Regions from separate parts of the Mus musculus genome. Here regions 1, 2, 3, 4, 5 and 6 are each linked to region 7. Evidence: chromatin loops called from intact Hi-C (ENCODE). Cell type or tissue: left cerebral cortex. All regions are shown on one strand. Each heading gives the region's core, and the rest is flanking DNA. Links, peaks and the distances in the headings are about the cores only.

Region 1 (4,372 bases), core at 209-4,208, 210 kb after region 7:
AAAGTCCACATTTATTATAGTATTGGGAGTTAAAATCACTGATCCAGTTGTAATGTGTCTGTCATATATAATTCTGCAGAATGGAAGCTTCTTGCCTTGAGCTGGCCTTGGAAGGAGAACGTCTATGTAAATCAGGGGACTGCCGCGCTGGCGTGTCATTTTTTGAAGCCGCAGTTCAAGTTGGAACTGAAGACCTCAAAACACTCAGTGCTATTTACAGCCAACTGGGCAATGCTTACTTCTACTTGCATGACTACGCCAAAGCGTTAGAATACCACCACCATGACTTAACTCTTGCACGGTAATTTCAGCCTTTTATATTCTGTCTAAATTCACTCTTAAAACAAAACCTTCTATTCACCAACAGTATATCTGAAGTGTTTTAATTTATGATATTGCTTTTGAAAACTAACTTTTAGGCAAACTAGTAATGGAGCAACCCTAGAGTTTAATTAAATGCATGAAAATTAACTAGGGAAGGCTGTTTCAATTTGTATTTAAAATAGGTTCCAAGATGAATTCATTTTATCTTGGGTCGCTTGTCCCCTAGGAAAACTGGTCTTTTACGTCTTTGTCTCTTATGTTTTAAAAATAGTTTTAACATCATTTGTCTTTCAAATGTATTTTCCAGGACTATTGGAGACCAACTTGGGGAAGCTAAAGCCAGCGGCAATCTCGGAAACACCTTAAAGGTGCTTGGGAATTTTGATGAAGCGATAGTGTGTTGCCAGCGACACCTGGATATCTCCAGAGAGCTTAATGACAAGGTAATAAAGATGGCGGGCCAAGTGACGGTGACTTCGCTGAAGTAGTTTTGTGTTCTAGCACTACTTCCATGGTTTGCCTACAAAGGAAGGTGTGTTCATAGACAAAAGTCAAAGAGAAAACAAAAGTATTTTTAAAATAGGAGAAGCAAATAGCAAAAGAACCTTCTTTGTGAGTGAAATCACGTGTTTGACTTTCTGTGGATGGGCACTAGGGACCCGTCCTTTTCTTGATAATAGTACTGGGAATGTTGTACACATGGGGCCGGTAAGATGGCTCACTGGGTAAGGACACTTGCCGTGCAAGCCTGGTGACCTTGCTTCATTCCCGGAACCTGCAGAAGGCTGGAAGGGGCGCACTCTGAGTTCCACGTGTGCTGCGGCACACGCACTACCCACACACATCGTGCACACACACGTGGTGATAGCACATTAAGTCAGTACGTGGCAGAAGCAGTGAGAACCCCATGGCCTCTGACTTCAGAATGTAAGCTTTGTTGCCGTCTCCATCTAGGTGGGAGAAGCAAGAGCGCTCTACAATCTTGGAAATGTCTATCACGCCAAAGGGAAAAGCTTTGGTTGCCCGGGTCCGCAGGATACAGGAGAGTTTCCAGAAGACGTGAGAAATGCCCTACAGGCAGCTGTGGATCTCTATGAGTGAGTACAGTGTGGTCCTGTGGGCCCAGGCGCCTATGGGGTATGTGTTTACTCAGGAGATTTCCAAGTTTCTGAAAGATGTAAAAATTGTGAGATAATTAATTGACTGGGGTAGCACATGCCTTTCCTCCCTGTTTGAAAGTGGCCTGGTCTACATTTTGAATTCCAGGACAACATTGTGACCCCTATCTCAAACAAAACCAAAACCAAATACTGCAATCAATCAATCAATCAATAAAAGGCTAATATGAAGACTAGAAATAGTTGTTTAAATGTTATTAGTGCCAGAAATCTACAGTTTCACTGAAACTGCAGACTAGTGCCCCTTAGTGGTAAAAGCAAGAAATATCAGTGCTTAAATTTATTTGGGGTAAATTTAGTGTTTGACCAGAAGAGCTTCATAGACTTGCTTAGCTATAAGGCTTCAAGGTCATCTCTTGATGACTCTCAGTAAAGATCTACAGTAAATGTTTTAACGAATTAAGAATCCAACCATTTCACAACTGCCCTGCCTCAGAATGTACCTTTAAGCCCCTGCACATTATATATAAGCTTGCTTCTTTCTGATGAGTAAAGTTAACCCTAGGGCTGGAGTTATAGCTCTGTGGCTAGTCTTGCCTAGCACACATAGGCCCTGGCCTTACATCCACCGCTATGAGAAGAACAAACTACCTGTAAATGAGCTAAGAACTTTTCCTAAACTTACATTTTCACCACCTTTTGTCATCACTAAGGGAAAACCTGTCCTTAGTAACTGCTCTAGGTGACCGAGCAGCACAGGGGCGAGCCTTTGGGAACCTTGGCAACACACACTACCTCCTCGGCAACTTCAGGGATGCAGTTATAGCTCACGAGCAGGTAATCAGAAGGCCTGGGAGTCTGGTCATCTCCTCTATTAGGGGTGAGGGCCATGACCGGGATGGTCTTAAGTTTTGTGTATCTCTGATAAAAGTTTTCTCTTTCAGCGTCTCCTAATTGCAAAGGAGTTCGGAGATAAGGCGGCTGAGAGAAGAGCGTACAGCAACCTAGGAAATGCATACATATTCCTGGGTGAATTCGAAACTGCTTCCGAATACTACAAGTTAGTCAGATATTTTTTGTGGATGAATGTCAAATGAATAACTATGCATCCCATAAAATCACATTGGCTTTGGAGCCGAAACCTGGTTTTGATGATGTGTGTCAGCATCAGGGCCAAGACCTTCACACCTGTCTCACCTGTGGCAGGCATCAGGTCCTGGATCTGGGGTTGTTGTGAGAACTGGGTAGGAGGATGTGTTAAGAACTCAGCAACTTGTGCTAAGTACTTACCTGGTACACACAGTGCTCAAGAAACACTGTGCCCCCGTTTTATTGTTTTCTGAGAGTCTCACCTGGCGGCCTTGAATTGGCAATCCTGTCTCTATCTCCTTAGTGTTGTCATTGCAGACACACACCATCACATGTAGGCTTTCACCTGATACTTAGTGGCAGCTGTGTGACTTCTGTTATGTTTATTTTTGTCTTTAAAACTTTTTGTTTAAAGTTGTGAACTTCTCAAGTCTTTTATAAGCCCGTTGTAGCATGTATGGTGTGTATGCTTTATCTCACTCGGTTATGAGTTGTGGCCAACTTGTCTGAAGATAAAAGTTTTCAGAAAGCATAGGTCTTAGTGTCCACTGATGATCACCGAGTTTTTCCCTACTCCCCCAGACTCTTAGCCAGCGTTTACCCTTCTGCCTGCATTGACTGTCACCAAAGAGAAGGGGCGCTGTTCATTGCCAGCCAGGCTTCTGTGTCAGGGTCCCTCTGGACCAGCAGCAGGATAGCCAGGTTTAACCTGCTTCCAATTGTTGCCCTGTGCCTTCTGGACTATTCAGGGTTTTCTCTGCTTAGTGGGGTTTGAACACTCATCCAGACTGAACCTAAAGCACAGGGGGTGATTTGTGTTGAAGCTTTAGAGATTCCCAGGTGACAGAATTCACACAACAACAACAAAAACAGTCCTAGCTTTTTGGTGTATGCCTTTCCCAGACCAGTAATCTAGTCCCATTTCTAGAAGTGCCTATCTTTAGTAAACTTTCTCTCTTTTTTTGTTATTTAAAAAAGAAAAATCTGGCACACACCCTTAAGCAGTATGGGCAGGTGCATCACTCTGAACTTGATGCCAGCCTCATCTACAAAGTGACTTTCAGACCAGTTTGAGGTACACAGTGAGACCTGTCTCACATAAAGAGAAAAGAAAAGGCTAAAGTTGTTTTAGACCATCTAAAACATTAAAGGATGCCGTCTGTCTTTAAATATCTGCCCATGGTTAATATTTGTTGGTTGATTATTGATTAGCTGAGTGATTCTCTGCCTTCCCAGTGCTGCGATCCTTTAATACAGTTCCTCACGTTGTGGTGACCCCCAACCAGAAAATGATTTTGTTGCTACTTTATAACTAACTAGTTTTGCTAGTTATGAATCATAAAGTAAATATCTGATATGCAGGATATCTGGTAGCCGCTCCCTGTGTTGTTGTTGTTGTTTTACTTTAAAACATCTTTTCACTTTCTCTAAAGTAATAGAAAATATATTGGACCTTAATACAGACTTATATAAAAGGCAGCAAAAAGCAACAGAGGTAGAAAATGTTAATATGATTCTTAGGACCAGAATTTAAAATGAGCGTTATGTGAATTGGTTTCAGGAAGACACTGCTGCTGGCTCGGCAGCTTAAAGACAGAGCCGTGGAAGCTCAGTCTTGCTACAGTCTTGGGAATACATACACTTTGCTTCAGGACTACGAGAAGGCCATCGATTACCACCTAAAGCACTTAGCAATCGCCCAAGAGCTCAAGGATCGGTGAGTTCGGCACTCTGCTCCTAAGTTCTGGTAAACGCAGATGCACTCACTGATAAGCACTCTGGCTTCCCCCTGGCTCTTTCTGTCTGTCACCCTCCTAAGGAGTGTCCTGTTTGATGAGACT
Region 2 (4,372 bases), core at 144-4,143, 150 kb before region 7:
TATAAACACCACCAGATGAGTCCATTTAGTGCTGCTTATATGGACACAATTTTTAGAGCTAAGCACTTAGTATTGGATAACCAATCGGGGGCGCATCCTTGGGGAAGGCTGGTTCTTTCCTGTCGGCAGTCATTAATTGCCTCCAGATCTTCCTCTAGGAGTTGAGTCTTGTGCGATCTCCATCAGCCATCGTTGCATGTCAGCTGACCATGCCATCGCTCAAGTCTCAGTTAAACTGCGGTGTTGTTGAGAGTTTGTGGGCACAGCTTCCCTGTTACACATGGAAGACACAGCTTTACAGCAGATGAGCTACACATACATTTAAACGTATACAGTTTTGGGATAAGCATAAATATGTTGCCCTACATTATGTTCAAACCTCCCTAGTGTTGTTTATCCCTCCTCCCTCCCTTCCACACAGTATTGCCCTTCCTCATCTTAATCAGTGCCTCACCCACCCCTTCACTCCATGACCCTGCTCCCATTTCTTTACCCATTTGACAAAACCATACCCTTGGTTCTCCATATTTATTGAGAATTCATTGTCATTGTCTATAGACACTCTTCCAGTATAACCAAAGAGCAGGTGCAAGGCCCAGTAAGAGCTTGTGAATATGGTAGAAGATAGAAATGATTCCAGTGGCTTCTATTCTTTCAGAGAAGAATAAAGTACAGAAAAGAACATCAGAAGGATGGAAATCAAGGACCAGAAGTTTGAAGACAGAAGAATCCAGAGGCAGTTATTATGCAGAGTGAGAAGGCTATGGTACAAAAGAAACCAGGTAAAATTCCAGCCACTGGGAGCACTAATTTGTGGTAGTGGACTGATAGGTCATCGGTTTTCAGAACACTAAGTAGCTCAGATTTGAGCATGTGCCCATCAGTATATAGAGGTCATGGACCACTATACCAGGAGCTTCTGTCAGAAATGCGAGTGCCGGCTCCACGTTGCTGTGAGATGCACTCACCCTAGTCTACTCCATGGAGGTTCTGCGCCTACTTGTTCTACTTGGATCACGTGATGGAACCGTACATCAGTTGTTTGTCCGATCAGCCACGTGACCAGTATGTAGTCCAGCCTGTACAGGTGATGTATTTGGATTGTCGTCGTCATTCGCCTACAGACTCAAAACATAATCATTTTAAAGCACCTTGGGAGTGTGTAGAGTGTAACTATCATAGCTTTATGATCCTGATGATGCTTTTTTTTAAAATATAAAAGATGGATCTTCTGTGTTACAATCACAAAATTAAAACCAGTACTTAAAAGTGGAGAAGTATTAAAATAATATGGACAAATAGAAACAAAAGGGACAGTACATCAGGAGGACACAGGACCATGGTGACAACGGAAGGGTCACTTCAGCCCTAGACCTGAACAAATGGCCGTGTGACAGATAGGCTCAGACTTTAAACCCCTGGTATTTTCTGTCTCCCATGGATGAACCCAAATATAACCAAGAAAAATCTCCATTATTAATACACACCCCTCCAGAATGACAGAAAAGCACAAAAGTTAGATTACAGTCAATGTGACTGTTAATTACAAATGTGAAATTGCTCAAATAACTATAGTGTTTTTAATGGAATTAGTATGTCATAAATATGTTTCATTGACTTTTATGAATGCATAAACAGCTTTTGATGGAAAATGAGAACAATAAGTTGAGAAATTGCCTCAGAATTTAATTAATCTGGCTTTTAAAAAAAAGCACTATATAAGCAGAATGCTGTTGATAGGTATAAGAAGAATAAACAAGGGCCCCTAACATTATGGAGACAACAGAGATGCTATTTTGTGTATGCTTCGTTGAAGTATTATTTATTTTGTTTGTGAACAGATTCTATAGATTTAGCAAATGAACAATCTTGTTTTTTAATTTTATTGCACTGTGGAAACAATTTAGGGCCGAGTAGACTAGGTGTAATTTTGTATCTTGGACACCAGAGGGCACCAAAGCAACAGAACGACAACTTAAGGATTCCTCTGTGGGCCACCACAGACGTTTTTCTATAACTATAATTCATTCAATGACTTTCCCCTCAGAATCAATGGCATAGCTTAGCTATAACTATAGAAAGTATGTAAAGCTGTTCTGATTAAGATGCACCCACGATTTGCCAACGTAAATTTTAAAGTAATTTTTATTATTGTTTTATTAATTTTTTAATATTTTCTCTCTATGTTGTAATATCATGAAAATTGATCCAACCAAGAAAATGCATTGATCAGTTTTCTCACAAATGTGATAGTTTATTCGTTTTACTGCCATCTTTCCAAGTTAATGATCAAGTTAAAGCCAGAGTTAGGAACATCAAGCCAACTACAGTGGCTGAAAGACTAAAATCCCCAGGTTTTTTCTCTGTGAGCAGTGGATCTCCACAACGTGGAAAGTGATAAGCCTTACTTGTATAGGTTCCTTTGGCTGTCTTTCATACAGAGAATACCCACATGGTCTTAAGGTTTCATCTGTAGCAAAGTGCTGTGTGTTAACCGATTGTACTGAGGGAGAAAAAAGAAGCTTTCCTTCTGTCGTTTAAACTTGTTGTGCAAGCCCCGCTCTCGTTCACCGTCACTTGGGAAGTGTGTCTACTGCGGTCATTTGTGGTGTACCCAGTTGACCCTGAGTTTATGGATATTCAGAGAAAGAGTTGGGGTTTTTTGTTTTGTTTTGTTTTTTTGTTATTGTTTGGTTTTTTGGTTTGGGTTTGGGTTTTTGGGGTTTTTTGGTTTGGTTTGGGGGTGGGGGGTTGTTTAAGTTTGAGCTAAGGCAGTTTTCTCAGGCTGCTACAGTAAATTACCAGAAACAGGTGATTTAAGACAACAGAAATGTACTCTGAGTTCGGGAGGCCAGAAGATCAAAATCTAAGCAGTGGGGGTGTGGGGGAGAGGGACTTGTAAGGGTGGGACTTGGGGCGGAGCTGTGATTGGGATATAAAGAGAATTTTTTTAAATGTCATTGAAAAAAAAATCAAGGCAATCAGAATCTCTGAGGGAGAATGTCACCCCAGACTTTCTGGTTTCCCACAGTTGAGGTAAATTCTGGCTGCCCTTGGGTTATAGCTGCCTTACTCTGAGCTTTGCCTCCGGTGCCCTGTGTGTCGCTCTCCTCTGAAGACCTCTGAATACTTTCATCGCTGGATTTAGCGCTCATACAAATACACTGCCACCTCATCCTAATTACTCCTTCGAAGCCCTATTTTCAGATAAGATTAAATCCTAGGGTTTCAGGTAGACATGAATATTGAGGAAACTCATTATTTAGTCCAGCACAAGAAGTAAGACTCTTTTTATCCCTCTGAAGAAATAATGAAAGAGAAAACTAATGCTGGCCTCGATGGAAGTAGTGTGGACAGCCGAGTGTTTTATTTTCAGAATAGATGCAACATATACTCAAATAAATGGATTTTTAATTTTTATTTACTTATTTATTTATTGAGACAAGGTCTTCACTGTGCAGCTCTAGCTAATGTGAAACTCACTGTTTAGACCAGGCTGGCCCTAAATTCATAGAGTTCTTCCTGTGTCTGCCCCAAGTGATGGAATAAAAGCCATTTGCCACCACACTCAATCAGACTCAATTTTATTTTAAATTCTTATGTTTATATTATTTATTGCCTGTTCTGCAGAGGTTTTCAAGTATCTTATAAAATAACTAATATATAACTGTATACAATATAAAATGAATGCTATTCATTGTCTACAATTAGTGTGTACTTTTTATTAGCTCTGGAGGATCAATGATGATTCAGCTAGAAAGGAAGATACAACAAAATCCTTACAATATGCAGAGTTCCATAAAAATTCACCTTCACCTTATTAAAAGGCTGGCAGGGAGTGCCTCAAGAAGTCTTCCAGTGATTGTGTGTTTTACTCTGTTTTATAAGCTATGAATAAATAGACCAATAGTTACAATTTATAACGCACACTGAGTTGAGAATAACCCCAACTGGTGGCCCTAAGTAAGACTCCTAGCAGCAAGAGATATGGAGCCTGAAGTGGTCACCTCCTAAAGCCAAGCAAAACTTCCAGTGGAGGGAGGGGGCCATCAAACCACCCACAAAACCTTCAACCCAAAATCTGCCCTGCCTACAAGATACCCAGGGATAAAGATGGAGCAGAGATTTAGGGAATGTCCAACCAATGACTGGCCCGACTTGAGATCCAACCCATGGGAGAGAGCCAACCAACCCCTGACACTATTAGTGATACTCTGCTGTGCTTGCAGACAGGAGCCCAGCATAACAGTCATCTAACAGCTTCATTCAGCAGTTGATGGAAACAGATGCAGAGACCCACAGCCATACATTAGGCGGAGCTCGCTCGGGAGTCTTGTGGAAGGACTAAGGGAGCCAGAAAGGTCAAGGACAC
Region 3 (4,372 bases), core at 276-4,275, 54 kb before region 7:
GTGGGATTAATGAAAGGTCCTGGAAGTACAGGTCCATGAGGAGACCCAGGAAGCATGAGACCTAGACACTACAGTGAAAACACAAGAGTCATTCAGCAAATACCCAGGATCCCATCGGTCATGGTTAAGGTGTAGATGCAGGCTGCGGTGTTTCTAGGAGTGCAGGAACTGATTTAACTTCATCTGACTAATGTTAGCTTGAACCACAGCCCGCAGAGAGAAAAGGGTAGAAAAATGGTAATTCCAGTGTTGAAGGCAAAAGGGATTCAGGCAAAAATGTGTATTCAATTTGACAGATGTAAAAGCCCCTGACCTTCTTAGCATAACTGACTCCATGATGGAAGTGCTGTTGAGGCTGTAAAACTCAGCACCACCTGCCAAGAGGAAACAAAGACCTAATCCAACCAAGGCCATAGTTCTGGGAAATCTCTAAATAGACCAACCTTGCTCTTTGACTTCTGTAGTTCTGCTTCTGGCTAACTGTTCTTGTTAACTGAAGTTTGTCAACCCAGACTACGGGTTTTGTGCTTAAAAGTCCACCCTGAGGAAGGCTTGGTGCTACACTGGGATCCTGAACACCCAAATGTGGTCATCACCAGGCTAATACAGACTTTCTATAGGTTTAAACTCATGTCTGAGCAGCTTCTCTGGTGACTATCCCACAAAAGCAGGAACATTAAAAACCCAGCAGATACATGAAGTGTTAATTTTTGCATGTGGTAGAGGATATAACCAGCATGTAGGACTTCAAAATTAGTATTATTTACAGCACAGGTTTCTATCAACTCCCACCGGCTTGTTTATCATGTCTCCACATTGTGGCCAAGTGTTATTTTCCCTATTCACAAAGATACGCATCATATATACGTATGCATTGATAAACTGTGTTTGTGTAGCATCCTGTACAATGGGAAACACATTGTTCTTAGTGTCTTTGGAAGATCCTGATGCCACTGCTAGTGGCCATCAGCCCATGACTTCCTGAAAGTGCTGAACACAAACCACAGAGCCAGATGTGGTGAGAGTTGTCACTGCAACCCAATCCAGTGGTGGAAAACTACTTTTATTGGAATTGTTCCTGGGCCACTGCTCACAGAAGTGAGGGCTGAAGACACTGCATGGGAGCTGAGGTGCTGCTGGGGATGCTGTAGAGGGGAAGACTGGACATCAGAACAGACAGATGGGGAGGGTGCGGAGGAACAAGAAGGCCTGAGAAAGGATGTATGCTCCTGTGAGGAAAGGGGGTAGCGGGCTGTGGCGTCTCATGGAGAGACTAAAGGGGCCAGGTCTCAACGTGCAGATGATATGGAAATAATTTACACTCAAGGAATGCTGGGAAGACAAGCTTCTGTGAAGTAACAGAAATCTTTAAAAGTTCTTGCTATCATCATGTCTCCCGGAGAGCTCTAGGGAGGCACTTCTGGGAGGGCACAGAACCTTTAAGAGGTAGAAGAAAAATCATGGAAGATCTTAGGACACTGTGGGGGAAGGGTGTGGAGAGTGCTTCTGCAGAATCGAGACCATGGTCTCTTCCTCTGCTCCCTGGCTACAAAGGGAGTGGTCTTGTTGTACCGTGAGGTCTGACCAATGTGCACTGCCTTGCCACAAGTCTAAAACAACAGTGACAGTATCTCGGACAGGAATTTCCAAGACAGTAAGCCAAAACAAGACTTGTGTCCTTTTAGGATCCTCAGGTAATTTGTCATAATAGCAGAAAGCAAGTTTTAGAGCCATCCGGACCAGAAGTAGGAGTTGGAGGTTGTGGCTGGTAACACATTTCACATGCTGTCTGGGAATGGGGGCCCTGCTGAGCAGCATGAAAATTTACTAAGGTTAAGTGTTACAGTAAAATTCTGCCTCCTATGAAACCACATTATTCATTGACACACAGAGCAGTTTAACTCATATTAACATGTGGCCCAGGGGCCTGGAGAGATGGCTCAGTAGTTAAGAGTGCCAACTGCTCTCCCAGAGGATCGGGGTTCAATTCCTATCACCCACACGGTGGTTCACAGCTGTCTGCAACTCAGTTCCACGGGATTCCATGCCCTCTTCTGCCCCGCCCACACCAGCAACACAGCAAAACACCTATACACATACAAATTAAATAAGTAAATAATAAAAAACGATACTGTGTTGTCCATTCAAGTGAAATACCAGGGGGTTGGGGGTGGGGTGAATAACCTGTCCCACATTAGTCATTAGTCCTTGCCAGCCTGCAGTCTACACTTAAGTGAACTGTGAGCAAGGCATGTTTGCTAAGTCTTCTGCAGGGATGTATAAAAAGGATAAGCTGTTGAGGGGCATTTCTTTACATTCTTAATAATAAACAGGGGATCACTGGCTGTTCTTCCAGAGGATCCACATCCAATTCCTAGCACCCATGTGGCAGCTCACAACTGTCTGTAACTTCAGGTCCAGAGAATCCTACGCCCTCTTCTGGCCTCTGAGGGTACCACATACGCTTGGTTCACAGACAGGCAAACAGCCATACGCACAAAATCAAAAGAACAGTTGGGAATTTCCAGCATGAATTCCTATACACAACTACTAATGTTTTGCAAAAGAACATGTTGCTGATACAGAAGGAAGCACATCCAGTTGCATTTATAAACTGCCAATGACAACGCTGCATGAAAAAGATACAGTAGGAGCCAGAGAAAAGGTTCCGCAGTTAGGAGCGCCTGCTGCTCTTGTAAGGGACTGACATTCAGTTCCCAGCTCCAACACTGGGTGGCTCACAACAGCCTGGAACTCCAGCCCCAAAGGATCACTGTCCCCTTGTGACCTCCACAGACACAGACACACACAAATGTCCATATGACTTTAAAAGTAAATATTTAAAACATGTATTGGTAAAAGAACAAGGATAACAAGTGTGAAAAACCCGTGCCCTTATGCCATTTGTTGGAGATTGATATAAAACAGTTAACTGGACTATGTACAAAATGGGCAGAGCTGCTGTTCCAGAAACGATGAAAGGGAGAAGCCAGGAGTGCCCGCACCACCACCACCACCACCCAGAGGCTATGAGGTGGTGGGTATTACGGATAAAAAGAATTAAGGTATGACTAGCTTTACTCTAGATTATATCATTCTGAACTGTACTTTTTATTTCAAAACTTAAATTGTAAGATCATAAGAAAAATAATTTAACAGTCTTTGTTCCTTTGTTTCCTTGCTTGTTTGAGACAGGGTTTCATTATGTAGCCCCGGCTGTCCTGAAGCACACTGTGTAGAGCTGGTTGACCTCAAATTTGTCTCTGCCTCTGAGTGTTGAAACTGCAGGTGTGTGCCACCATATCTAGCTGAATCTTTTCTTTTATGCTACTAGTCGATCAAACTCAGGCCTTGGGCATGCTGGGAATAAGGAAGGAAGGGCCTTTGGGGTTCAGTTGCTGCTTTATGTTTTCAGGGAGGCTTAAAAATAACAACCACCTTCCTCATTAAGATCTCAAACATCGGAGGCCTAGGAATGTAGTTCAGTTGGTAAAGTGCCTGCCCACATGTATGAAGCCCTGGGGTCAGTTCCCAGCATTGCAGAAAATGGGATATGCTAACACAGGCCTGTAATCCCAGCACTTGGGAGGCAGAAGCAAGAAGTTCAAGGCCATATTCATCTATGAAGAGAGTCTGAGAAAAAAAAAAAAAAAAAAAAAGGTCTCCAACACTTGAAATTCAACCAGAATTTAAGCTTGAAAGAAAATATACTTCCTCTCCATTCACAACCTTCCTGGCACGAACCAGTGTGTAGGCCAGAAGAGATGGCAGCAGTGAATATACTTTACTTAAGATATCAGGGACAGTGTATTCCTAGGAGGAGCTCCCCAGCAGGAAAAGAGGAGAGGATTAAAAATACACAGAACACTCAAGGCTAGGATTGAGCTCAGCAAAGCCCCTGCTTAACATCTGCAGGGTCCTGGACTGGATCCCAGCACAGAGATAGTCTTACGTATCTCCAGACAATAAAGAAGCTAGGAAAGCCCCCTCGTTCCAAGGCTTGTAAAGTTTCAAGTACGAAGGTAGCATGAGACCTTAGGACCTCGAAGACTGCATCTCCCATGTCTGACTTTCCAGGAAGCTCCCTGAAAATTCCCACACTAAGGTGGAATAAGAAAGAAGAGATCTGTCACTCAACATCCTGGGGCAAGGCTCAAATGAGCTGTGCGGTGGTGTAAGAGAAAGCCAAGGGCTCACAGGCGATGGGTTGAGCAGGGGGCAAGGGTTGAAGCAGACACCGTTCCGTTCTGCGTGGGCACTCTCTATTCTGCAGGGGGGAGTGTGTGTGCGTGTGTGTGTGCGTGTGTGTGTGTGTGTGTGTGTGTGTGTGTGTGTATGTGTGTGCATGCTTGTGTCTGTGTACCTCTATGTG
Region 4 (4,372 bases), core at 259-4,258, 120 kb before region 7:
CCCAAGTAGTAGTCTGAATCTTTATTTCTCCTACTTCTTCACCTGGAACACCTCCTACTTTCTCCCAAATCCTAGGTAAAATCCATAAAGCCATCACTTTATTCATTCAGTTCATCACTTCTTATTCCAAGTTGTACTTCGTTTAAATTTAGGACTTTTTTCTGTCTTAGGTTTTGCCTTTTTTAAATTGTTATGTAGTGTTATTCTTGTGCGGGGTGTGAGAGGTGTGTGTATGTGTGTGTGTGTGTGTGTGTGTGTGTGTGTGTGGGTGTGTGTGTGTGTGTGAAAGCATGCATGCCATGGTGGTGTTCGGGCCTCAGAGGACAACTTTGTGAAGCTGGTTCTCTTTCCACTTTTCCATGGCTTCTCAGGATTGAAGTCACACTGTGGACGCTCCTGAGGTCCGGCTTGCACTGAGGCTCTTTACCCACCGACATTTCTCTGCAGTCCAGTTTTGTCTTTAAAAGGTCTAAAAAAATACATTTATTTATTTATTTATTTATATAATGCAAGTGTATTTGTAGGTGTGCATGCCTTACAGTGAACCTATGGATGGAGGTCAGAGGCCAATCTGCGGGATTAGCTAGTTGCTTCTTTCTGCCATGTGAATTCCAGGGATGAAACTCATGTCCTGCAAGTTCCTTTAACACTGATCCATCTTGGCCAGGCCAGGACTTTAAAATTATTACAAGCAGGTTTTGGGTTTTGGTCATGGAATCTATCTAGCCAGTAACTGGTGGTTTAGGCAATTAAAATATTTTATATGAATAAATAAATAAATGGGCTGGAGAGATGGCCCAGCAGCTCCAAAGGGACTTGGTTCACTTCTCAAATCCACAGGGCAGCTCACGACTGTCCCGTTTAAGAGTATCAGACACACTTTATGGTCTTTGCAATTACCAGACACACATGTAGTTCACAGGCCTGTAACACAGGCAAGAGACCCAGACACATCAATTGAATTTTTAAAAAACGTAAAGGAATGATCTACAAAGAGGATTCTTTTGAACTACACCTTTTCAAAAATTAAAAAGGCCAGATGCCAGGCTGGGGATGTAGCTCAGTTGTGAGGTAGCTTGCTAGCATGCATGAAAGTCCTGGGTTCGATTCCTAGAACTGCATAAACATGACATGGCGGCACATCCCTATCACCCTGACATGGGGATCACAAGTTCAACATCATCCTTGATTACATGGGGAGTTTGAAGCCAGCCTGAGCTAGAGACCTTGACTACAAACCAAACCAAACAACAGTACCTAAAAACACCACCACCCCTCAAAAACAGTACGCAATTAAATTGATAACATACGTTTTAACAGTAGATACTGTGTGGGGGGGGGGGGGACAATTGATATTCATCTAAAAAGAATTTTTTAAGTATGCCTTTAGAATCTGACTTCATGTGTTCACAGTATGTACAGATTTTAAAGGGGAAAGTATTTTAACTCCTCTGGTCCTTTTTCTTTCCTGGGTGACAGAAATTAAATAAACAAGCCATCAATGACGGGAAACACAAGGCACAGCCCCTTGCTTGGGCACTTGGTGTGGCCACAGCAAATTTTAATCTTTTCCTTTCTCCTAGCTGACTTTCATCTAATGTTTAAGAGCTAGTGGGGTTTAGAGACCCTACAGAAGATTTTTAGGTTTGGGATTCTATTTGTCTCTATTTATCTTCAAACCCAGAGGCCGTGAAATCACTGGAGGGGGAGGGGAAGAAAGGGGGGCGGTGCAAACCCAGAAAGGAAAGGCGCAGAGGAAGCTGCACAAGGAAGCTTTTTCGGCTGGGTTTGTCTTTTTTTAACCCCGGGGAGGCGTGCCGAGCTCGCTGCTGTCGCGTGTTAGCTTGCCCAGCTTCCCCGGCGGGGCGCGCGCCCGCCCGGAGCTCCTCCGCCCTCCGCGGACCGCCCGCTTCCGCGCTGGGTGCGCTTCCGGCTGCGGCCGCTGGGGGCGCCCCGGGCAGGGAGGCGGCAGCGACCGTTCTCCTAGCGGCGCCTCTCTCTCTGCTCGCGATCAGACGGGCGGCGGCGGCGGTACGGAAAGGGCGCCCACTCCCCGGGCGAGCTGCAAGGCGACCGCTCCTCGCGGGCGGCCGGGGTCCGCGCTGCAGCCGCCGGTGCTCTCAGGCCCGGGCTGCCGCGACAGGCGGCCCCGGCTCCCGCCGACTCGCGGCGCCCCCCGGCTGCGCCCCCACGCGCCGCTCGCGGCCCGGGCCATGGGGCTGGGCGGATCCGAGGCTCGGCCGAGCTGAGGCGGCGGCGCCCGTCCGCGCAGCCCGCTCGCCGGCGCCTGGCCCTCACGATGATGAAGAAGAAGAAGTTTAAGTTTAAGGTGGACTTCGAGCTCGAGGAGCTCTCCTCGGTGCCCTTCGTCAACGGGGTCCTCTTCTGCAAGATGCGGCTGCTGGACGGCGGCAGCTTCACCGCCGAGTCCTCCAGGTAAGGAGCCTCGGGAGCTGCTCTCCCGCGGCTGCCCGCAGGCAGGGGCTTCTTGCACGGCCAGCATCCCTTTCTATGCTTGGCCCCTTTGCTCTGTCGAGCTGCCAGCTCGGTGAGCTCATCGTCCTCCAGAGACGAGTCTGAAATCAGCCAGAGCATCGAACAAACGGCACCAAGTGCTTCGCAGTGGGCTGGGCTGGTTGTCCCGCGCGCCTATCTTCAGGTGGCCCCTGAGTCTGCTTTCCCCCCAGTTCTTCAGGAACGGTGGAGACACAGAAAGGATGCTTCTGGTTTGTCCAAAGACATTTCCCATATTTGCAAAATCCAAAGTAGACCGTAAACCTTAGAGAAGCGAAAATGACCCAAACTGTTACAGTCCAAGAGCTCCCACTCGGAACCGCCTGTGGTTGACGTAATTACTGAGACTTTACTGGGACTTAGGGTGGCCACGATAGAGCTTGGGATACGCCTGGTCGGGCTTGTCTTGAGTCAAGCGTTCCTGGCAGACGAGACTATGTAGTCTTTGGCTTGCCTTAGAGCTATGTCTCCAGTTAATGTGCTTATATTCTCAATTACCCATCTTCAAGTGGCCACTAGTGGGTCTCAGTGAAAGACTTAGAATCAAGAGAGCCCAGACCTTATCCTCCATGTCCTTTTAAAATGAGCACCTAGACACTGGGAAAGAATCTGACAGCAGGTGACAGAACGCAGCCATGTATGGCAGGATTCCTTGAGTAATTTAAGGGCAGGTTACACATTGATAGATTTGCTCTTAGATATTTTTCTCTACAGAAAAACAAGATACATGAAAGAAGTTTTGGAATGAACTTTTAAGTTCTTAAAGTCAAGGAGAAGGGGCTAGTCGTCAATATATGTTTTGTCTACGTAAACTTCATTTTTACCCTAAAAAATATTCTTTTTATCTGCTGTTCCATTAATAATGTAAAGGAAAAAATGTCAATGGGTTGTGGGACGGAAGCCAGAAAACTGCCCTCTCTGGCAATAATGAATCCCGTGGAAGCCAGGAAACGCCAAATTGCCTAAATGAACAGATGTACGCGGCACTATTGATCCTCAAATTTATTTTTAAAAATCCACTGAGGATAATTTTCAATATTTAACTGTGATGACAAACCTGTAGACATTCAGCTAATTGATTATACAACCATTTTAACACTGCTGTCAGAGAACAATGAACTGTGGAGAGGAAAAAACTACATGCATACATACATACACACACACACACGCGCGCGCGCGCGCGCGCGCGCGCGTGTGTATGTGTGTAAAACTTCCTAGCTCTTGCAATGGAAATCCTGAACACCATGCGGGGGTCAAGTGACAGCCTTACTCTGAGGCCTAGACAAAGTTTTCCTGGAGGGTTCTTTTCCCCCTCCCCCAAGTTGGAACAGATAGACGTAAGCCTCTGCCTCAATGGTGCCACCTGGTGGTCAGAACATGGGCCTACCTACCTTCTTTCTTTTCTACCTCCTTTTCTGCATGGAGTGTTGATTTGCCTCACAAGTCAGTCAGTCACAAGTCTGACCATTTCCCCCCCACACACACCTCACTCCCAGTACACATGTCCACTGGGCCGTTTAAACATATTGATTACTCTAGGTAGGGCTATGAGGTGGAGAGTTTTACTATGCTAGTAAGTGAATTGAGTCTTAGGAAGCATACCTTCCCAAGACCCCCTCCTGTCTGATCGCGTGATGCCAAGTTTCTGGCCCAAGTCTAACTTCAGACAGCGTGATGTCAGACAGAGAAAAAAGGTGTGTGCTGTTGAGGAGTTTCTGAGTCGGCAGCTGCCTAATAAGTTAAGGTATGAGGGCTATAATTGATTTCTCCACACAGGAAAAAATAAAAGTCAGGTTGCTTGTGTTAAACAAACCTTTCCTCCAACTAAAATCTGGATTTATGAAGAGAATTGAGGTTA
Region 5 (4,372 bases), core at 143-4,142, 52 kb after region 7:
TGTTTCTTTTTGTTTTTTGTTTTGGTTTTGGTTTTTTGTGTTTTGTTTGTTTGTTTTGGGGGGGTTATTTTTCCCCACAAAGGAATCTGGCCAGCCTTGTGAGAAGAGACAGGAATAGATTCTTGGGATGAATTCTTCAGAAGATGAGCTTGCCACTCAATAACATGTTTTGCTCACTGGATATTTCACAACTTAACAAGTGTCTTCACAGTTATATCTGCCTGAGTCTCAAAATAACCCTAAGATGTAGACTCAGCAGACATGAACTGTCTCTGATTTATAAATGAGGAAACTGAGGCCCAACAGCTCCATAATCTTTATCTACAATAATTTTCTTCGAGTCACTAAATTGTATATGGACCCAACACAAAATGGTCACTGGGGGTGGGGTGGGAGGGTCTCCCCAAAAGTACACTTGGAGGACATAGTTTGCCTTACTGCTTGTGCACTCGAAAATGGTTCAAGCCAGATCAACCTTTTCATTCTTCCCACCCCATTACATCTGGATTTTTTTTTTTTCATAGAAACTGTCCAAGTGTGGTTGTTGTTAGGACAAGAAGAAACCTATGCCATTGTTCAGAGAGGGGTGTGTACAGAGCTGGATGCAAATATAGGTCTGAGGTTGCTCTGTGCATTTTTGGGAGAGAGTGTGTGTGTGTGCATATCCTGTGCAGGCAAAGGAGCTAGGCTGTAAAGTGCATCATTAGAAGAGAGAGCAGCCCAAACTCGGGAGTCCCAAGTTGCCAAACCATTCACTATGCTTGCCTACCTCAACGTTGCCTTCTCTTAGAGGAGTTTTTCTTCTTTATCTTCAGTCTACTTTCCATTTTTTTATCCTTAGCACTTCTGGAGATGAGATTCAGAGTACATGCTTGGCAAGCACCATTCGGCTGAGCTGACAACCCCCAGGCCTGCCCCAAACCTTCTCTTAAAACTTTCTTTTGAAACAGTGATTTGCTAAATTGCCCTTCCTGGCCTCAGCTGCCTAAGTAGCTCAGATTACAAGTGTGCACTTCTGTGCCCAGCACGTTTATTCTTTTTCAATTTGTATATATTTTCCATCTGAAATATATCAATAGGGTTGGAAAGATGGCTCAGTAGGTAAAGTATGTGCCACACAATGTTAAAGACATGAGCTTGAATCCCCAGGACACAGTTGAAAAGTCAGGGCAGCACACACTGGTAGCCTCAGCGCTTGTTGTTGCAGGGGAGGTGTTAGGCAGAGCTTATTAGCTAACTCAACTGTCTTAGCTAGGGTTTTATTACTGTGAAGAGACACCATGACCAAGGCAACTCTTATAAAGGACAACATCTAATTGGGGCTGGCTTACAGTTTCAGAGGTTCAGCCCATCATCATCACAGCAGGAAGCATGGCAACGTGCAGGCAGCCATGGTGCTGGAGGAGCCAAAAATTCTACATCATGATCCAAAGGCAGCAGGAGACTGTGTCTTCTACACTGAGCATAGCTTGAGCATAGGTGATCTCAAACCCTGCCCCCACAGTGACACACTTCCTCCAACAAGGCCACACCTAGTCTAACAAGGCCTCTAATAGTGCCCCTTCCTAAGGGCCAAGCATTCAAACACATGAGTCTGTGGGGGCCATGCCTATTCAAACCACCCCACCAACCTAGTCAAATCTATGGACTTTAGGTTCAGGAAGAAAGACACTACCTCAAAAGCTGCAGGTGGAGAACAATCAAAGAAAGACACCTGACATCCTCAGGTTTCCACTTAACACACTTGTGCATGTGCACCAACATTAACAATTATAACTCACACACACCATAAATACACAAATAAATAAATAAATATGTCAATGAGTGTATTCTTAATGCCTATGTTTTAATTTAATTTAATTTTATTTTATTTTATTTTTTACAGTTACCTGTTCTGGCAGTACTCTTGGAATGGGTAAGTCATTTTTCCCAAGCAGAGAAATAGAAGAGAATTTGTGTGCCTGTGTTTCCCAGTTACTTAATGAAATTATGATCAAAGTTAATGCTAATTCCTAAGAATGCCACATGCTCCTTTGATGTAAGAGTGCCCTGCCTCCCTTCACATTGCGCAAACCAAGATGAATTCCTTTAGATGTTGAAATCTTTTTAGTCTTCCAGAGTCCCAGAGAAAAATGCAAATTTTTTGGAGGGCAGCTGGTTATTCCTGCTCCGCGCATACTTACTTTGGCAATGGTTCCAGCCTTGCTGCATGCTAACATTCCTTGGAGACTTTCAATTTTACTGATGCTAGGGCTCTGGCCCCTGAAGATCTGGCATAATTGTTCTAAGTCGAAGGCTGGGCAGCAGGACTTTTAAAAGCTCCTCTGGTGGTTTTAAAGTGAAGTGAAGGCTGAGAATTGCTGCGGTAAGCAGGGCTTCTCCCCCAGCTGGTGCAGAGCCCCACCAGGCACATTTGGACTTGGCAGGGGCAGAGGCTTTCCACACTAATGAGGTGAGGTCTGAACATGCTTTGAATAGCACAGCCTTAGACAGAAGCAGCCCCTCCCCCTCTCTGAGTAAGCCATTTGAGGGCCTCGGCACTACCGTGGAAATCATTGTGTCTAGGAAGGATTTCTAGATTTCATCATTTTCTTCTGTGAATACTGGACTAGTCAGATCAGGATTCTGGCTGGCAAGGACCCCTCTTGACCTACTAAAAGGAGCCCTGGGGATTCTGTTTGCTTAAGTCTTCCTTGATTCTTGGTCTATCATAAATCTTACCAACCCCATGAGTTGACTTTTTTTTTCCAGGTCAGGGTCTCACTATGTACCCCTGTCTAGCCTGGAACTCACTTTGTAGACCAGGTTGGCCTGGAATTCACAGAGCTCTGTCTGCCTCTGCCCCACCCCTACCCCCAAGTGCTGAAATTAAAGGTTTTACAGCACAATGCCTGCCTGCCTGAATTGACTTTTTTTTTTTTTTTTTTTTTTTTTTTTTTTTTTGAGACTATGTGTAGCCCTGGCTGTCCTGGTACTCATTCTGTAGACCAGGCTAGCCTCAAACTCACAGAGATCTGCCTGACCCTCTTTCCTGAGTGCTGAGATTAAAGACATGTGCTACCATACCACCGTGAACTTGCTGATCTTGTCTGAAATGACCTTCTAAGAGACAATATTGGATTTAAATCCTGCTGCTCTTATTTGCCAGTAGTTGAACTATTCAAATTCCTAAGCCTAGTTTTCCTCATTTGAAAACTGAAGTAATAGTCACTTCATAAAACATAATGACATTAAATGAAATGTAATTAATTGGACACAGTGAGAATTCAGGGTCAATTTCATCTCATAACTCCCTAATATGTTCTAGATATTAACACTTTAACCTTAGCCCTCATAATACTTGAACACATTAGTTTTTAAGTATGGACCCAACAATACTCACATTATCTGGTAACCTTTTAGAAATGTCGCCTCTAGGGTTTGGCCAAAGACCTAGTAACTGAGAGATTCTGGAGCCTGGCAACTCTGTGGGTTTGGCTTGGGTGTTTTGTTTTGTTTTTCAAGACGGGGTTCCTTTGTGTAGCCTTGGCTGTCCAGGAACTAGCAACTAGCTCTGTAGTTCAGGCTGGCCTCAAACTCACAGAGATCTGTCTACCTCCACCTCCTGGATTAAAGAGCTGGGATTAAAGGTTGTTACACTACAGTGCCCGTAAAATGGGGCTGGGGAGGGGTTGATTGTCTCTAAGGTTGTGCTATTCAAAGCCTATTCAGACCTCTCACCTCATTAGCACATAAAGCCTCTGTCCCCTGCCAGGTGCGCCACCACCTGGCCAGCAACTCTGTTTTAACAAGCAGCCTTAGGTTAGAGGATCCGGGCTCTAACTTGGGAGAGAGCTTTTGTTGCTGGAAACCTGATGCCTGGCTAGAGGAGAAAGTGACAGGTGTGGGGTCTGTGTGCCCTGTGTGGTATCCTTCTCCTTTGGTACCCAGCCAGCTTCAGTGTCACCTGCTCATCCTGTGGAGCTTTGGAGACTTTCTTCCCCACGACATCTTTAGCAGTTGAAGGTTCATGTTCACCTTGTGCAAATGTCTGAATGAATGAAATAGTGGAGGTTTTTTTTTTTGGGGGGGGGAGTGGAGGGCACAGCAAGTTGGCCTGAGGGTAAAAGAAATATCCCTCATCCAATCAGTACTGTGAGCCCAGGGATATTTAGAGGATTCACTTCGTGAAGCAGGGGTTTAGTCACGCTGGTTTGTCAGAAACTTCTGGTCGCTTTGAACAGTTTGGTAGCTCACGCTCCTCTTTGCTTGCTGTGAAGTGCTATAAAAAAACAGCTTTCTGAATATTGACAGTAACAAATTTTCAGCACTTAAGCAATGTCTGAGTTTGTGACACAGCCTCTGTGTCCTCTTCCCTGTCCCTTTCTTCCCT
Region 6 (4,328 bases), core at 329-4,328, 70 kb after region 7:
TTAAAAATGGAAATTATTCCCAGATTTGGCCTCCCTATATTTCTGGGGTCTGACAATGGCCAGCCTTCACAGCCAAGCTATTTACTTAATTGCTCTGTAAGAATCATAACATTAATTAGAAACTTCACTGTATGTATCATCTTTGGAGATCAGGAAAGGTAGAGATGGTGAATAGAACTTTAAAGAAAATTTTAACTAAATATACATTCAAGATTGGTGGTAACTGAGTTGACTTTGTCATATTCCTATCTCAGAGTCTGATGTATCCTATACCAAGAAACGTTCATCCCATATAATTTAGTCTATGGACAACTACCTCTTGTGATCCCTTGGGTACATGCCTCTGTTATCAAATTGTCCCTCTTCAATCTCTGAGTCCTCAAAAGGATTGCAGCTAATCTTAAATAAGATTTTCCTTCAGGTTCAGGCTGTTCAACCTGGTGGGTACCACACACCTGACAACCCATTCCAGCCCAGAGATGCTATATTGGTCCACTATTTCAAAATCGACAACTTGAACATAGATGGAAAGGCCCTTACCTTGTAATTCTCCAGGCGCCTATTGCTGGGTTCCTCTCTGATTCGTCCCTCACACCTCAAGAAGGCACCTGAGGGACCTGTGGAGGAGGACAGACCCCTAGAGGTAAAATGTGACTGAAAAGGGACTATTAAAAAAATCAAACGCCGAGCGTGGTGGCGCACGCCTTTAATCCCAGCACTCGGGAGGCAGAGGCAGGCGGATTTCTGAGTTCGAGGTCAGCCTGGTCTACAAAGTGAGTTCCAGGACAGCCAGGGCTATACAGAGAAACCCTGTCTCGAAAAACAAAACAAAAAAAAAAATCAAACATTTGGACTGGAGAGATGGTTCAGTGGTTAAGAGCACTGACTGCTCTTCCAAAGGTCCTGAGTTCAATTCCCAGCAACCACATGGTGGCTCACAACCATCTGTAATGGGATTTGATGTCCTCTTCTAGTGTGTCTGAAGACAGCTATAGAGTACTCATATAAATGAAATAAGTAAATCTTTAAAAAGAAATCAAACTTTCTAAGGTTTGACCATCTAACATAACTTTAAATGTTGTGATCTTGCTGTTGGAATCTATACCATGATTGTCCTATGGCTAACGGTTTTGCCGTCTTATTTTCAAGCTTTGCAAACAGAATCTAAACGCATCTTGAAGGGGGAAATAAAGGCAATCCTATTATAGGGAACACCCTGATACTGTCTTGTTATGAAAACGATTGCTTTTATCCACCATGGATGGAGGATTCTAGAGATGACCTATTCTAACTGACCAATCCCAAAGTAATAATACAGACTTTAGCATAATCAAATATTCTCTAAAGGGGTCTAATAGTGGAAATCACAGGTGTGCTAAAATAAGAAGCAGAAAGGAAGACTCATCAATCACCTCGATTGAACTTAGCATACCCAAAGGAACCCTGTGTGTAACTAATAGTTTGGGGTATAACCTCTGGCTCCATCTACCACCAGATAGATAGTCAACAAGGAAACTCTGTGTCAGAAAAGATCCCTCTTACCTGTTACTTAAATGTAATCTTGGTTGTCAGCAATTTACCGAAATGTGCTGTTTTAGTATCTCTGATTCTTCTCATACTATTGACAAGTATTGATGGAGAAATAAATAAACAAAATCTTTCAAACAAATGTTGACCGACAACATGGCTAAGATGGCTCTCCCCTTCTTTGGCCTGCTAATGTTTCTACTGGCTACCATAATTGGGCCCTGCATCCACCAAACAAGGCTAGAATCATTGCCACTTGACAACATTATTAAAGACAGTCCCCTATCAAGGATTTGAGAAGGACACAAAGGTCAAGGGGAGAATGAGAAACCTGCCTGACTCCATTTTTAAGGTAGGAGACATTTTGTTGTATTGTTAAACACAAAGTTTCGTTTATTGTAAGAGTTGAGTTTCTGTTTTTAAGTTTCTGTTTCTTGGAACCTGCCCTGCACCACCCTGTGACCATGACTTGTTTTTGAGAACACTTTGACCCTCCCTTATCACTAAGTACTTGGTTTTTGTCCTTTTGAAATTTTCCTATACTTCCCAACTGCCCTGTTGTCTTGCTTCTGTAACACTGTTTTGCAACTACTTGTTATTTTGCTCCTTAAAAGGGACTCTCAGCACTTCTCTCTCTAACCCCTAATTGGCCAGGTCTCTGGTGCTCCTGGATATAATAAAGCTTGCTTCAATTTTAGCTCTAAAATTATGGTAGTGGTCTTACTCCTGCCTTGTGGAATTAACAATTCTAGGAATCGTGCTCTATAACTTAAAATGTAAAATTCTTCATAGGAATAAGAGGGTCTCTCATTTCTTAGACTTTTCTGAAACTCTATCACAGTTCTGGGAACACTGGTGGTTACCTTACAGCTTAAATAATCAATGATCTTCAAAAATTATTAAAATGAAGTTGAGAGGGATAGACTTCCCATATGGCGGTTGAACAGGCTTCTGAACAGTATAGTTTGAATTGCTTTGCTGAATGAAACATTATTTTGTAAAGCATAAAGTCTCCGTATTGGGGATGGCAGGATGTGTCTTGACAACTTAGGTTCCATCCCAAGACCCACACTGTGGAAGATGAGGTCTTCTGACCTTCACCTGCGAGCCTTGGTATGCACACATGCATACATACACACAGATAAATGTAAAATAAAAAAGACCCGGTATGTATAAATTCATAATTGTATAAATTGTGTTAGTTCACATATTTGCTTTCTGATGCCAAATTGGACACTGAGATATGGGTTATAGTAGGCTTCCGCTAGGGGGCGCCAGACAGTGCACAGAAGTCTGACCACACTACGCAGCCGCAGTCCAGGCACAGGCGGGACACGCCCTAGTTGATGCGCGTGACGTCACCTGAGGGCGCGGCCCGCGGAGGGGGCGGAGCCTCCCCACCGCGAGGGGAAGGGCCCGCCCCCGAGCGCAGCTTTCAGGGCCAAAGTAGGTTGCGAGTGGGAGGCGGTGGCTGTAGCTCCACGGCTGGGGGAAGATGGCGCCGCCGGTATCGGAGCGGGGACTGAAGAGCGTCGTGTGGCGGAGTGAGTGCGGAGGGGTCAGGGATGAGGCCGGGAAGGGTCGGCTGTACGGGGGTCTTCTTTCCCGCTGCAGCTCTGCAGCCTCTCTGGGAGCTGCATGGGCACTTGTTGCTTTGGGACCAAGTCCCTGGCTTGACTCCTTCCGGCTTGCCCAGAGTCGGGTTTCGTGCCAGCACCAGGGATGGGCGGGGTGGCCAGACGCGGCCTTCTCCGCGGCTTTGGCCAACTCTCACCCCGGTGAGGTTCTTCCGCAAAGCCCCACCCTTGGGCGACCTGACTCGGGCCGACTTTCCCTCCCAAGTCCCTGTGCTGTCCCGGGACAGCTCTTCCCATTGCACCCCCCTCGCCACACCAGGCACGGACGTCTCTCCATCCGACACAGTCTGAGCTCTGTGTTACTACTCTGTCCCGCCCTCGTCCCCGTGTTTTCAGAAGCCGCTTGGTGTCCCATATTCATGTTAGCACCGAGGGTTTTTACTACCATCCTTTTCAGTGTCTTGTCCTTTAAAAAGTGCAGGCGTAGCTTTTCAAGAGCGCCTTCTGCCACTGTTCCAAGAGAATATGACTTGCTTTAAAAAAAAAAAAAAAGAGTTCTTGAGAAAGCAACAGCGGACTGTTAAAGTTTTATCTAGTATCCGGTCCCTGCATAGTCTGCTCCTTGTGTTACAATTGGTCTTCTTGTTGGTTCGACCAACTTTAATGACTTTTATTAAAATGACACCAAACCTAGGTCTGCCAGGTTAGAAGAGCAATGAAAGCAGCAAACCGGAAGGACCTTCCTTGTTTGGCATCTCTGGGTTCTAAGTAATTATAGTCTAGTAGTAGAAAAGGAATAACGTCTTATTAGTGTTTCTTACTCCGACTTGGGGAACAAGGAACAGAATAGGAATTAGCCAACAGAATTCTGCCTTCAAGAATTCCTTGTATAAAATTAAAATCCAAAACAGTACAGGCATGGTGTTTACCATATAGAAGGTACTAAATAGATAAGTAGACTTTGTGAAATACAAAATTATCCTTTCATATTTATTATTTTCAAATTTATCCTTTCTGGGGGCCTGCAAGGTGGCTGAGTGGGTAAAGGTGCTTGCTGTCAAGCCCAAGGACACGAATTGCATCCCCAGGGACCCACGTGATGTAAGGAAAGCACTGACTTAGGCAGATTGTCTATATTGACTCTCATACGAAAGTGGGTGACAAATTGTGCTGAAGAAATTACTTCTGAGTTATAATGGCACCTTATATCAGGGCTTATGAGAA
Region 7 (4,372 bases), core at 145-4,144:
CCTAATGTTTCATCCACACATTACAGACATTTTATTGCCACTACTCCCCACGAAGCACAGCTCCCAGCTTCTTGCCAACTGTGCTATTTTCCATCTCTAAGCCTGATTTTGCTTTCTATGCTTAAGCCATTCTTTGCTCAAATCAGGCTTATTAGATGGTAAATAGTAGATGATGGTCAAAGGCTCCAGCAGCCTCTTAACTCTCAAACACTATTAATCTTAAATTATTAGTACCTTTGAGAACAGATACCCTGATTACTTTCCCACCTTTTCTCCATCTCCATTCCTCACTCCCTTTTCTAAGGCCTAGCCCAGTGCAGCGGTACCATAGAACTAGCATCTCACTACATGTGGTAGCTCAGGACCCAAAATCCCAGTATCTCGAAGGCTGTGGCGTAAAGATTGTCTTGTGTTTGAGGCCAGCCTGAGCTACATGCTAGCCTCAGCTATAGTGTGAGACCCTAATTGAAAATTAAAAAAAAAAAAAAAAAAAAAAAAAAGGTGAGTCAATGGAAGCACTCCACGTAGGGTAGCAGATTTTATGTTTTTTGTTATTTTGAGATTGGATGTCTATGGAACTTGGCTTCAGAATCACAGACCCGTCTGCCCCTTCCTCCCCAGCACTGGAAATAAAGCGGGCGCCACCACACCCAGTTGAGAGTACTTTCTTTAAAGCTCACAACCCAGTTAAAATATTATCCTAATCTTAGGAGAAAAAAAATTTGGGGCCGTCTACGACTTCCGGTAGGACACTATTACCTCTGCGAAAGCCTCAAGGACTCTATCGGAGTCAATTCCCTGACTCTAGTCCTTTCTGGAGAATCTAACAAAATTAACTCATGAGACTTCGACCGCTCCGCAGGAGCAGTCACGCATCCGTCCAGAACACAAGTGTCACGAGACCCTCTTCCTGCCTCGAGAAAAATCAAGCAACGGATGCAAACTCTAAAACATAGCAACTGTGTCCAGACCCCCTTCCCCCTGGGCCAAAGTCCCAGGAGGAAGCCACCAGCCCGGCACACAGACCACCGGAGCCGAGCCAACACGCAACGACCTCGCGCAACCAGGAAGAGGAATAGCCTGCACACACGGGCGGCTCTGATTGGCCACGGCCTTAGCTCGAACGCCCGGGCGTATGGCGTCACTTCCGCTGGCCCCGCCATCTTGTTCCCAGGGGCAGTTGGCGGAAGAGATCGAGCTCCTCTGCTGCCCGTTCTGCTTTGCGTCCGGAGTTCTCCCCGCCTCGTTTTTGGCGTCCGTCTCGGGCCCGGGCTCCCGTGTGTCGGCGTCCCAGTTGCAGTTTCCCGCTCGGCTGGGGCACAACGCGGCGGGCTCCTTGCCCCGACGGCCTTCCATGGAGTAGGTCCGGGACCGTTGTCCCGAAGAGCGCGATCGAGCTTGGCCTCCCTCCTCCCGCCCGCCCTCCTTCCTTCCTGCCGCGGCACCATGGCCAACAACAGCCCCGCGCTGACCGGCAACTCGCAACCGCAGCACCAGGCGGCCGCGGCCGTGACCCAGCAGCAGCAGCAATGTGGCGGCGGCGGCGGCGCCACCAAGCCGGCGGTGTCGGGCAAGCAGGGCAATGTGCTGCCGCTGTGGGGCAACGAGAAGACCATGAACCTCAACCCCATGATCCTCACCAACATCCTGTCGTCGCCTTACTTCAAAGTGCAGCTCTACGAGCTCAAGACCTACCACGAGGTGGTGGACGAGATCTACTTTAAGGTACGCATCCTCTAGGCCGCGTGTCGGGGGTAAGTTCGCCAGAGCGGGGTGTCGGATACCGTGGATGCACCCCCTTTCCCTCCCTCCTGAGACCCGCGGATTTGGGGGAGGGGGAAAGTTGGCGGAGGGAGAAGTGAAGCTTGGGGCTGGTTTGGGACGGGTCGGGCTAGGGCCGCCCTCTTTTTTTCCTTTTCAGGTTTTGTTTTTTTTGTTTTGTTTTAATAGCCGGGCGAGCCCGCCACAATCGATCTTTAACCTACCCCAACCTCCTGCCTATCCCTAGGGAGCTGTTGGGCAAGAACTCTAGGGGAGAGGAGAAAAGTAATACCAGAAGCCTGTCCAAGTTCACCATTTTTTAAAAAAATGACTCCTTTTTACCTGTGTCGACTAAGCACTAACTCGGTGCTTCTGCCGCTGCCCCCCGGGCCAGCGGAATTACTGAAGTAATTACTTCAATGTCGGCCTCGTGCTCTTCGTTAAGCTCTCCAATCCCGACAGAAATTGGCCAGTGAGTGTGTCGGGTGGGCCGGGAGGGTTGAGGGTGGCGTGGAGTGCCAGGGCAAAAGAGGTGTACAGAAGGCCTGGAAATTTTTCCCAGCAGGAAGTCAGGAGTCGAAGGTGTCAGCCACCTGTGCGTTGGGCATAATTAGAATGCTCTGGGCCCTGGGCTTCTTTCTGCGGCAGGGTCGGTGCTGGCTTGGCTGTGCTGGGGAGCTCACCTGGCGCCTCCTCACTGCACTCTTGTCTCAGTTCTTGTTTCGTTAGCAGGATTGACTCAGTCTTGCAGCGAGGCTCGGAGCAGCCCAGGGTCGCAGGTAGAGGTATGCACTATTAATCATGCTCAATCGCCAATAAATGCATTTCCCTGGTTAAATGAATGGCTAATTAGGTTTATTTTTACCGGTTTGGTGTTGGGCCATTGATTTTGGTCTCACTAACTAGAGTCTCCACTTCCCTACAAATTAGGTAGTTTAAAAAATAACCTTCCAGGCCTCCGAGGTTAATTTATATTTTAATGAGTATTAATAGTCTTCATGTCTTCAAGCATTTTCGCTAGAGCATGTAAAGTAAAACACATCCAATTTTTCTTGTCTTGACATACACGTGGAGATGTTAACGAAAAGAGATTCTGTATATTTTACCTACTTTTCTCCCAGCCACTTGTTCAGGTTAATGAGAGATTTTTGAGGTACTAATTGCTTTTTATAGACAAACCTTTTAACTTTGTATATATAAAATATACACGTACTCTTGGTGTTCTTTTACAAAAGCTATTAAGTAGGTGTAACTAATACTATGAAGTAGTTTTTTTAAACTAGCTTTTAAAAGGTAAGGCCTTTTCAGTGTGGATGCAGCATGGTGAGTGATGATTGTGGATGCAGTTAACTTTGAAAATTTGGGTCCCTGTACCTTTGTGACAGGTTGTTTTAAAATAGAGACTAATATTTCAACTTAATTTCAAATGTATTCTGAAAAACTTATTATATTAGAAAGTATGTTTAAATTCATTTTTAAAACTAAAATGGGGGGGTGGGAGATGCCCCATGGACTAAGCATTTTTTGCCTTTGCGGAGAACCTAAGTTCAGGTTCCACCATCCACATCAGGCAGCTAAAAACCACCAGACCCTCGGGGCTCCACAGACCCACACATACATGTAATTAAAAGTGAAATGTGACTGAAAACTTGCTAGGAAGTTTCTTTGGATCAAATAGTCTTTGAAATGTATAGGCTTCCAGTTTAACATGGTATGCCCTCTTTTGGGTACCCTTTAAGGAATAGAAGCCGGTTGTGGTTCAGTGGCAAGTCGGTTCAGCACGTATCCAACGTAGATGAGACCCTAGGTTCAGTCTCCATCCAGCACTGGGGGCTGGGTGGGATGTGACTTAGTCTGTTTGTTGGGAACAGGAAAAAACTCCATAAGGTGAGCAAAACAGTATTGTTTTCAATTGAAATGGTTGGTTGGTTGGTTGTTTTGCTTGTCTAAAGCCACTAAAAAAAAAAAGTATAAAGTATTGCCGTGTGTGGGCAGAAATAAAGAGCAGGGTTTATTTAAGAAACAAAAACAGGTCTAATATTTTTCACTTATCTCTAGTATCAAGCTTTTTGCTATTTGGGGGTAAAAGCTGTTTTCATAGGGTGTTCCCTTTAATAAAAATGATACTGTTATTCAATTTGGTAAATATTAATGACTTCACACTTAACCTTTTAACAGTTTATACTCTGGGTTTGCAGTTTGGCTAAAAATTAAGTTTAAGAATGATCTTTGTAGCTTTATCATTTTAATCTTTAAAATATTTAACTAGGAATTAATTGATCAAAATGAGAAATTAAAAAGTCCCAAAGTGGGTTTGATTTATAGTCCAAGCCAGCCTGATCTAAATGAGATCCAGGCTGGCCAGGGCTACAGAGTAAGACCCCCTTTTCACACCCACTACCCCAGGCTTTAAACAAGCCCTTCTTGCCCCTCCAGAGCCCTAGAAATAAACTTCATATTTTTTGTAATATGTATTTAACTTTACTGTAAAAGTGACCTGTCTGCTTTGAAAGCATGCCAGGGTTTTGTTGACTCCTCTAACTTTGTTGGTGTGGAGTCTGAGCAGCTTTCCCAGTGATGCTGTACTTAGTGTGTGAGTCCAGGATGATGG

What was found. Hi-C counts contacts between places; a loop is a spot of excess contacts. Peaks named below come from ENCODE experiments on the same cell type or tissue, not always from the same donor. Only the 100,000 strongest peaks of a DNase experiment are listed, where the experiment ranks them.
Region 1: a loop joins it to region 7, with 2.4 times the contacts of the local background. A loop is called at or near these places in 4 of 42 quality-filtered maps.
Region 2: a loop joins it to region 7, with 5 times the contacts of the local background. A loop is called at or near these places in 14 of 42 quality-filtered maps.
Region 3: it touches region 7 in a loop (2.2-fold over the local background); 4 of 42 quality-filtered maps call a loop at or near these places.
Region 4: a loop joins it to region 7, with 3 times the contacts of the local background. A loop is called at or near these places in 7 of 42 quality-filtered maps.
Region 5: a loop joins it to region 7, with 2.5 times the contacts of the local background. A loop is called at or near these places in 20 of 42 quality-filtered maps.
Region 6: a loop joins it to region 7, with 5 times the contacts of the local background. A loop is called at or near these places in 21 of 42 quality-filtered maps.

Annotation. Positions count from the first base shown.
Region 1 is chr3:108,698,794-108,703,165 of GRCm38, reverse strand. It overlaps Gpsm2 (G-protein signalling modulator 2 (AGS3-like, C. elegans)), which reads left to right. Exons shown (of 15, transcript NM_029522.2): 3 at 80-301; 4 at 632-767; 5 at 1,279-1,421; 6 at 2,156-2,279; 7 at 2,387-2,502; 8 at 4,093-4,248. Among named protein-coding and RNA genes, the nearest start is that of Gpsm2, 21 kb to the left of the region's middle. In left cerebral cortex, for the core only: a CTCF peak has its summit at 1,762 (motif pointing left); a DNase peak (open chromatin) is centred at 1,788.
Region 2 is chr3:109,060,784-109,065,155 of GRCm38, reverse strand. Gm36778 (a long non-coding RNA gene) reads right to left here. Exons shown (of 4, transcript XR_375965.2): 3 at 969-1,118; 4 at 1-271. Among named protein-coding and RNA genes, the nearest start is that of Gm36778, 7.3 kb to the right of the region's middle. In left cerebral cortex, for the core only: a CTCF peak has its summit at 1,943 (motif pointing right); a DNase peak (open chromatin) is centred at 1,955.
Region 3 is chr3:108,962,901-108,967,272 of GRCm38, reverse strand. It overlaps a transcript of Henmt1 not described here. Among named protein-coding and RNA genes, the nearest start is that of Henmt1, 25 kb to the right of the region's middle. In left cerebral cortex, for the core only: a CTCF peak has its summit at 2,714; DNase peaks (open chromatin) are centred at 2,746 and 3,799.
Region 4 is chr3:109,025,249-109,029,620 of GRCm38, reverse strand. It overlaps Fam102b (family with sequence similarity 102, member B), which reads left to right and starts at 2,014. Exons shown (of 11, transcript NM_001163567.1): 1 at 2,014-2,436. The coding sequence starts at 2,300. In left cerebral cortex, for the core only: CTCF peaks have their summits at 1,930, 3,034 and 3,876 (motif pointing left); DNase peaks (open chromatin) are centred at 1,888, 2,448, 2,962 and 3,872; H3K4me3 peaks cover 2,359 bases; H3K27ac peaks cover 918 bases.
Region 5 is chr3:108,856,421-108,860,792 of GRCm38, reverse strand. It overlaps Fndc7 (fibronectin type III domain containing 7), which reads left to right. Exons shown (of 13, transcript NM_177091.5): 11 at 1,886-1,915. Among named protein-coding and RNA genes, the nearest start is that of Stxbp3, 18 kb to the right of the region's middle. In left cerebral cortex, for the core only: CTCF peaks have their summits at 2,352 and 3,756 (motif pointing left); DNase peaks (open chromatin) are centred at 2,202, 2,428 and 3,797.
Region 6 is chr3:108,839,163-108,843,490 of GRCm38, reverse strand. Stxbp3 (syntaxin binding protein 3) reads left to right here and starts at 2,989. Exons shown (of 19, transcript NM_011504.1): 1 at 2,989-3,071. The coding sequence starts at 3,023. In left cerebral cortex, for the core only: a CTCF peak has its summit at 2,793 (motif pointing right); DNase peaks (open chromatin) are centred at 2,857, 3,254 and 3,465; H3K4me3 peaks cover 1,331 bases; H3K27ac peaks cover 820 bases.
Region 7 is chr3:108,908,517-108,912,888 of GRCm38, reverse strand. It overlaps Prpf38b (PRP38 pre-mRNA processing factor 38 (yeast) domain containing B), which reads left to right and starts at 1,160. Exons shown (of 6, transcript NM_025845.3): 1 at 1,160-1,725. The coding sequence starts at 1,447. In left cerebral cortex, for the core only: a CTCF peak has its summit at 1,690; DNase peaks (open chromatin) are centred at 1,100, 1,680 and 2,442; H3K4me3 peaks cover 3,259 bases; H3K27ac peaks cover 2,066 bases.